Linked DNA regions of Mus musculus: all the other regions are linked to region 1. The links are chromatin loops, found by intact Hi-C in ENCODE. Cell type or tissue: gastrocnemius. All regions are shown on one strand. Region 1 overlaps Jazf1 (JAZF zinc finger 1). Region 2 overlaps Jazf1 (JAZF zinc finger 1). Region 3 has its middle 23 kb from the start of Hibadh.

The links. A loop is a pair of places that touch in the nucleus more often than their neighbours do. Peaks named below come from ENCODE experiments on the same cell type or tissue, not always from the same donor. Only the 100,000 strongest peaks of a DNase experiment are listed, where the experiment ranks them.
Region 2: it touches region 1 in a loop (6-fold over the local background); 26 of 42 quality-filtered maps call a loop at or near these places.
Region 3: it touches region 1 in a loop (4-fold over the local background); 16 of 42 quality-filtered maps call a loop at or near these places.

What each region holds. Positions count from the first base shown.
Region 1 is chr6:52,918,051-52,920,550 of GRCm38, forward strand. All of the region lies in intron 1 of Jazf1 (JAZF zinc finger 1), which reads right to left. Among named protein-coding and RNA genes, the nearest start is that of Gm52903, 53 kb to the left of the region's middle. In gastrocnemius, no CTCF peak of the experiment used is centred here; DNase peaks (open chromatin) are centred at 1,161 and 1,617.
Region 2 is chr6:52,842,279-52,844,778 of GRCm38, forward strand. The region is part of intron 2 of Jazf1 (JAZF zinc finger 1); the gene reads right to left. Among named protein-coding and RNA genes, the nearest start is that of Gm52903, 23 kb to the right of the region's middle. In gastrocnemius, a CTCF peak has its summit at 943 (motif pointing right); a DNase peak (open chromatin) is centred at 971.
Region 3 is chr6:52,661,848-52,664,347 of GRCm38, forward strand. No RefSeq gene overlaps it. Among named protein-coding and RNA genes, the nearest start is that of Hibadh, 23 kb to the left of the region's middle. In gastrocnemius, a CTCF peak has its summit at 1,346 (motif pointing right); no DNase peak of the experiment used is centred here.

The DNA.
Region 1 (2,500 bases):
TTACCTTAGCAACACCCACTCAATAGATTTCAGGTTGATCTAAGGAACAGCTAGCTCTAGGAGAGCTGCAGCTAGAGCTTGCATAGAGCCTTCCCCTGTGTGGGCAGTCCCCCCAGCCAACCCTCCCACCGCCCTCATTAACTTGTATGTCAATGTCCTACCCCCGCACCCGCAATGCACCATGGACTTTAGTCTCTCATGGGAAGAGAATGAATAAGTTGGTGTAACATTCGTAATGTGGTCCCTGTGCTATAGCCAGAACTCTTGTTCAACAAACGTTTGAGCAAATGCTTGATTGGATTTGTGTGTGTCTGTCTGAAGCATGGTCTTACTTTATAGTGAAGGTTGATCTAGAACTCATCATGTACACCAGGTTGGGCCTGAGTTTGCAGCAGTCTGCCTGAGTGCTGCAATTATAGGTGTGAGCCCAGCTCTGGGATGGAGTCTTAAGGCTCCCGTGGTTTGTTTTCTGATATGGACATCTGAACAACAATGACATGGCTTCTTTCCCCACCAGCTTTTTGGAAAAACAGACTCAAGTCCAAATCCAGGCTCTGCTGCTACTTTGTTAGTTGACTGTGGGAAGGAGGCTGACGGTGGGTTCATCCTTCCACAGTAAAGAGCTGTTCTAATCTGCCTAACACTTCGAGAGGAAATGACCTTCTGGATGCTGCCCATGAAGCCTCTGCAAGTACATAGTCTTTCCCTCAGGTGCCATGCCCACCTTTGCTTGGCGAGTATGTTTCAGGTTTCTTTTCCTATGGGTTAAGCTAGAAAAAAAGGAAGAGGAGGAGGGCACACTGTGGATGGGGCAAGGCTAGTAATTGTTAGCAGATATCATTTTCTCCCATCCCATCAAAACCTTTTTTGGGAAGAGATTAAACTATGCTATAATTCATATAATTTTGTGAAAACTTGAATACATATGTTGATATAGAATTGACATAGGAGGACTCAGGGTTATGTGTGGTATAAGTAAGAACTAGGAAAGTAGTTTAATTTGGAGAGTGTAGGAAAAGCTTGCTGTGGAGCTACATGACAAGTGTGCAGGGACACGTGGCACATAGCTAATGCTGTAGTGTGCAAGGCCCTGGCAGGAGAGCCAATAACTGGGCTTCTCAGGAGTTAGAACCAGAGGCACACTTTTAATTCTGACATCCAGACTGGTGCCATAGTGACACCTTGTGGCCACAGGCTTCATGACATTGACATGCATGTATAACTACTTTTTAACTTTAAGGCATGGAAACACAAACGTTTTCTTAACCACAAGTTCACTGTTTCCCACCAGGAGATAAGAATCAAGAGAATCTGGTCACAGCTTGCTGGTGACACTCGTTCCAACAGAGGACTCTTAGTGACAGTTTTCAAGCAGTTGCAGCTCTCCGCTGAACACTTACCTGGCACCTGAGACTTGGGCAGGAGTTACTAAAGCTTGTTGGTTGTTTTAAAACTGCACCTGGGGCCCCCGAGTACCAGTCAACCCTGCCCCCTCATGAATTCTAAGAGCAGTAAGGAGGAAATAAAGAAAAACCTAACATGAGTCTTTGGAATTTCAAAATTAAATTTCTTTATACAACCATACCCTGGGGCTCCACAGTGATGGAAGCGGGCCAGCAATCACCGTCCTGCAGGATCCCATATGATGCTGAGCACTGGCTGTACTCGAAGCACTCGTGGGATCCTGGTGGACTCTGGATGGCTCATGCCAACAGGAACGAACGGCCCCAGCATCACAAAGCAAAGAACTAGAGGGCAGCTGACTTGAGAGGGGACCCAGAAAGGCTCCAATGTAGTGGATGGCAGTTGGTCTTTAGTACAACAGTTTGAGGCCTGTGAGGGCAAAGCTACCTACCTCTGGAGTCAGACAAGACAGGATTTGATTTATATGCCATAACCATCTGAGAATCTTCAAACCCTTCCTCCTTTGAAACCAGGGCTTCTATTGTGGTTGTGAGGAATGAATGAAGTTGTTGGAGAGTCAGAACATACGACGAACACAGACATGGTAGTGATGGTAGCTATTAGTTAGAGAGCGGGGGCAGTGCAGAGACAGGGAAGGCCACTGCCTCGGATGACCTTAGGAGCATGTGTACAGTGGACACGGGAATGCCTGGAGAGCACATGGAGCGCTGGGCTCATCCAGCAACCCCTGAGCTCCCACAGCCCGTGGTCTCAAACCGCAAATCGGCTGCCACCAACACACTGGTTTATTGTTGTTTTTGGTTTTAAACTGTTACACTTATTTTGCTGCTTAAAAAATATCTACTTAAAAAGTAGGAAATCTAGAAAACTATGAGAAACAAGGACCCTACAATGAACGGTCCAAAAGTTCAGTCTGTGCACTTTGCTGTACACTTCTTTCTAGTCTTCTCTAGTATTTTTTAAAAAATGGCACCAGGATTCATACTGTAAATAATTATAACCTAAAGGTTTCTTTCCATATTTTACCATTCATAAAACACTTCCTAATTCTTGGTTAGTACAAAGCTATGTCTGA
Region 2 (2,500 bases), 76 kb before region 1:
TGTCCTATCACTACCACCTCAGTCCCTTGAGATCGTCTTTCACAGAACTCAGGAGATCCTGCTTGCCTGTGAATCTGAACTCAGTTATGCTCCTGCAGCAAACACTCTTACACAGTGAGCCTCCTCCTCCTCTCAACAGATGCTTTAGACAATAAGAGGATTATTAGCATATAAACATCTCACGCTTTTACAGGTTAGCAGGGTTTGGTTGTACATAGGTATTTTGGCATATGTGCCTATTAGGCATTATTTGTGAATAGTAAACTAAATTCCCATCAGAGGAGACCCCAACTATCCCGGCCACTGGAGGCACAGTATCTTCATTTTGAACGGACACTTGGGTGGCTCTTGGTGTTGAGGAAGAATTTTCTACAATACTCGGGAACCTATATTCCTATATATTTCATTACTGTAGCTGTAATGAAACACCATGACCAAGAGCAAGTAAGGGAGGGAAGGTTTGTTTGGCTTACACTTCCTCAATACACCACTTCCTCAATTACACTTCCTCAATACATCACTTCCTCAATACCGCTCATCACTGAAGAGAGTCAGGGCGGGCACTCAGGAATGGTGGGATCCTGGAGGCAGGAGCTGATGCAGAGGCCATGGAGGGGCGCTGCAGACCAGCTTGCTCCTCATGGCTTGCTCAGCCTGTTTTCTTATAGAACTCAGGGCCACCAGCCCAGGGACGGCCCTACCCACAATGGGCTGGGCCCTCCCAACTCATCACAAATTAAGAATATGCAATATAGGCATAGAGACATGTTAGAGACTTTTTTTTTGGTCCTAAACTGTCTATTGGGTATGAATTTTACAATATCCGTGTATTAGCAGTAATGGTGGAGCTGCAGAGTATTGCGCCTTCCCCAGGCTGCACAGCAAAGAGCCACCAAATCCCCTAGGGATTTAGAGCTTGTGGCCCTTTCCAAGGCCATGCCTCTGCATCCAGCAGATGGCAGCCCACACATCTCCCTGTGCTTGTGAACTGGTTTGGTGACCCGCTGGGTGTCTGGATTTCTTCTGAGAGCTTTCTGGAACAAATCAATGAGGACAGGCTCAAAACACTTACATGTGGAATCTTCACCAACCCAGTCGGAATTCAGGATTCTCAACACCCCACAATGGTATCCAGCTCTCTCAGAGCAGACTCAAGGCTTTGGGCAAATTCAGCTGTTTAACACCCTGATGGACAGGATTGCTGTAAGTTGCACCCTTAGGAACTGTGCAATTGCAACCAACAAGGTGGACACGAATCCTGTAAATGACATAACCTTGCTTAGCCTTGTATCTCGGACTTCACAGGAGCCCTGTGCAGCACAAAGAGCTGGCGGTATTGCCAGCAGCGGACCCTCATAAGAAAGAGCATCACATGGGACTGCTTCTTCCTCCATAGCTCCTGGATGTATTTGTATGTACCCATCTTGGCTGACAGCTGTCGCCAGAGAGAGGTGGAAGCATTTTCTTATTTGAAGTTGCTTCCTTGCAGATGACTTTAGCTTGTGTTAAATTGATATAAATCTATCCAGCACACATTGAAAGCTGAGCATTAAGTGATAAGTCTCAAAAAGGAATTGATGCCACCACTTGGTCAAGGGAAGCTGGTCTGGGGACAGTATGGCATGTATCAGTGCTCCTTTGTGCCAGCTGACATGACTGGGGATCTGGAGGATGACATCTCATAGCATTATCACAACGGGACCAGAGCCCTGTATGAGCTCCATCGCAGTGTGGCATGAGCAGATCTGCAAGCTCAGCCCCATGGCCTCTAATCCTTGGGTGTACCTTTACCGGAACATTGTAAGAAAGATGGCAAAACAGCTGCTCAGGATCTGGCTTCCCCTTTCCCCTCAGCCTAATAAGAGACTAGCCTTTCTGGCTGTGTATGTTAAGAAGGTAGCCGACTTTTTGCTAAGGCTGTATTAGGGCCCCACTAGTTAAAAAAAACAAAAGACTTCACGATATCAAAACCACAAGCTCAGTATTCTGTCATCTGACATCTCATTCATTAGTTTGCAAGTAACACACATTCCACAAAGAATCTGTCAATGCAGATAAAGGCCCCATGGTGCACACAATTTGGTTAGTGGCTTTCATATAAGAAAAGCATTAGGAGGCTCATTTTACAGACAAGGATGCTGAAGGCTAGGGAACTACGTGGTTAAGAGGATGCTCTTGGGACAAGGAGTTCAAGCATCCTTTTAGCCTGGCATCCTTTGTAGTGTACTTATGAACCTGGACCATAGGGGATTTGAGATTCAGGCTTAGTGGCAGGAGGCAGTAGAGGTAGGGTTTCAAGGCAGAAGAATGCATCCTTCCACTTTCTATAGGAACATCCGACTTGCTGTTCAGAATCCTAGGATACTGAGTCAGATACTGGTCAGATCCACTTCTGGAAACTAGATTTTCTTTCCCTCAAATCAGTTTTCAAGGAATCCCACAATGAAGTCCATATTACTGTGGGTTCTCAGAGGGATAGGGAGGCTACCCCCCAGGAGAG
Region 3 (2,500 bases), 260 kb before region 1:
AGTAACAGCATGAACCTTTTAAAATTGTTATTAGCGCGTGGGCTGTTTTTAGATGAGGTCTTGCTTATATTGCCCAGGCTGGCTGCACAGTCCTCTTGTCTCAGCTTCCCAGATGCTAGGCTTACAGTGCGTGCTATCATACCAAACAGTTCAGTTAGAAGCACTCATACATCTATTAGTCGATTTTCTGTTGCCCTGATAAGATAAACTATGACCAAGGCAACTTAGTAAGAAGTTTAATTTGGCTTTGGTGGACAGGCATAGTAGCAAGTGACAAACATGCCAAAAGGAGCAGAAAGCTGAATCCTCGCATCTTCAACTGGCAGCACGAAGCAGAGAGAGGGACCTGGAAATGGTTTGAGGTTTCTTCATGGACACACCTCCACTAGCAAGGCCACATTTCTCAAACCTTCCCAGACAGCATCTCCAACTTAGAACCAAATGCTCAAGCATCTGAGCATCATAAGAGGGAAATGACTAGAACACAGGATGACTCAGGACTCAGGATGGAGCCCTGCTAGTTTGGAAGTGAGTCCGGTGAAATGCTGTATTACTCATATTCTGTTGTTATTTTATTTGCTTGCTACATTGCATTATTAGCAATTCATAGTAAACAGAACCTAAACATAGTGATGGAATAGTAAATGTTGAAGTGATCTCTTCATGAAAAGTGTACGCACATACACTTATGTATCTATTTGCCTTTCTATATGTAAGTTTATTAGAAATCTTATAATGTAAACATATACACACACATACATATATATGCACTTGGGGTTTGTTTTTGCTGTTGTTTGTTGTTTGTTTGTGTGTTTGGTTTTTCTGTTTTTGCCAAACTTGTGTTTCTGTGGCCAACATCTGGCTGCAATGAATTACGATTTGAAAACTGGAGCTGCATCCTAGTCTGTGCGCTTTCCCCCATAAATCTATTGTCATTAAATCTGACATGTGTATTTTATTTTTCTACGGGGTTTTAACAACCAGCTTGCAAAATTCCTAAAATTTTATAACCAGCTTTCGAAACTTGGTACAAGCCAAGTCTAGTATACTATGGCTCATAAGCCCTGCTCCTCCAATCTGGGAGACAAAATGATACTGTGATTCAAAGAGAACTTTTCTGGGGCCAAAATCATGCCTTTCTCCTTAGTAATTTCCTTTCCAATCCTCCTCTAGTCATCCCCCATCACCCGGTCTAAGACAGACATGGACCTCAAGGACTGTCATTGATTGATCAGCCTTCCTTGTAATCCCTCCAGAAGAGGAAACCCAGAGACTCACCTCTGTTAACTAAAGTGGCTGGGGCCAAACTACTCCGGTATCACAGCCACATGGTGGCACTATTGAAACATGGGTGTCGCTGCTGCCTAAGTACCCTTCTACCCTTCCACTCCCACCATTGAGCACCCCACTTACTGTCCTCAATCTTGCAAAGCTTCCCAGTGAACCCACATACTTCTCTTCCACAAGCCTAGTTCCTTAACCGGCTTACATGTAGCTCTTTTCTGTTCAGGAAATGCCGAGTTCAAAAGGCTCATGAGTATTCTGCATGCTTGGAATTTATATAAACAGGCTCCTCTGGTGACATCTGTTCTGACAACTTCTCTTTCTACCGCCCCTCCCCCTCCCCCCTCTTTAACTGCCCAGTGCTGGGGACTGAGATCAGGGTGTATGCATACCAGATGAACACTAACCACTGAGATGCACCCCCAGTCAAGATCTTCATGTGAGGATGTCACTCTACAGTCCAAGCTAACCTTAAGCTCATGATCCATCTGCCTTAGCTTTCTAAACGCTGAGACAATTTTGATATCTGAGTTTTAGGTTTTGTCATCTGTATACCACAAGGAACCTCTCTCTGTCTTAGTGTCTCTGAATATTGATTGGCCCAAGGCTGGAGAAGCTCAAGCCTTCCTTATTATTTGTATCTTTCTATCTTGTTGAGTTTGTTTATTTATCTACTTATTTATTTGTGTGTGCAAGTCATAGTATGGCTGTTCTCTCCTTCTACTATGTGGGGCCTGGGATCAAACTCAAGTTGTCAGGCTTGGTGGCTATGAGCCTCTACTTGCTGAGCCACACAGCACTGGTCCCATGTCCTTCTGCCTTTCACTGTTCGTTTTGTCTGAGTGGCCTGCAAGGCTCTGTTCCTCATGAGATGGCATGAACCTCCATTGTTTTCCACTTGCCATAAGAAATCTGACAAAAAGAACACTTTTGTGTTTTGTCAACTTCATTACAACGTTCTCAATCCCATTTAATTATCCCCAGGAAGGACCCTTAATTGCCCCAGTTGGGTCATATATCTACTTCTGGATCAGAGAATGGTCATAGAGATGAAGCACTAAGAACGATTAGATCTGCCCTCCTCCCTGACCCACCCATCTAGTTTTGTGATACGTGGAGAATGAACAGCATCTTGGAGCTTCAGGGAACAGAGTGGAGTCACACTCTTGTGACACATCATGCGACATGTGAGAAGACAATCAACGCTAAGAAAACC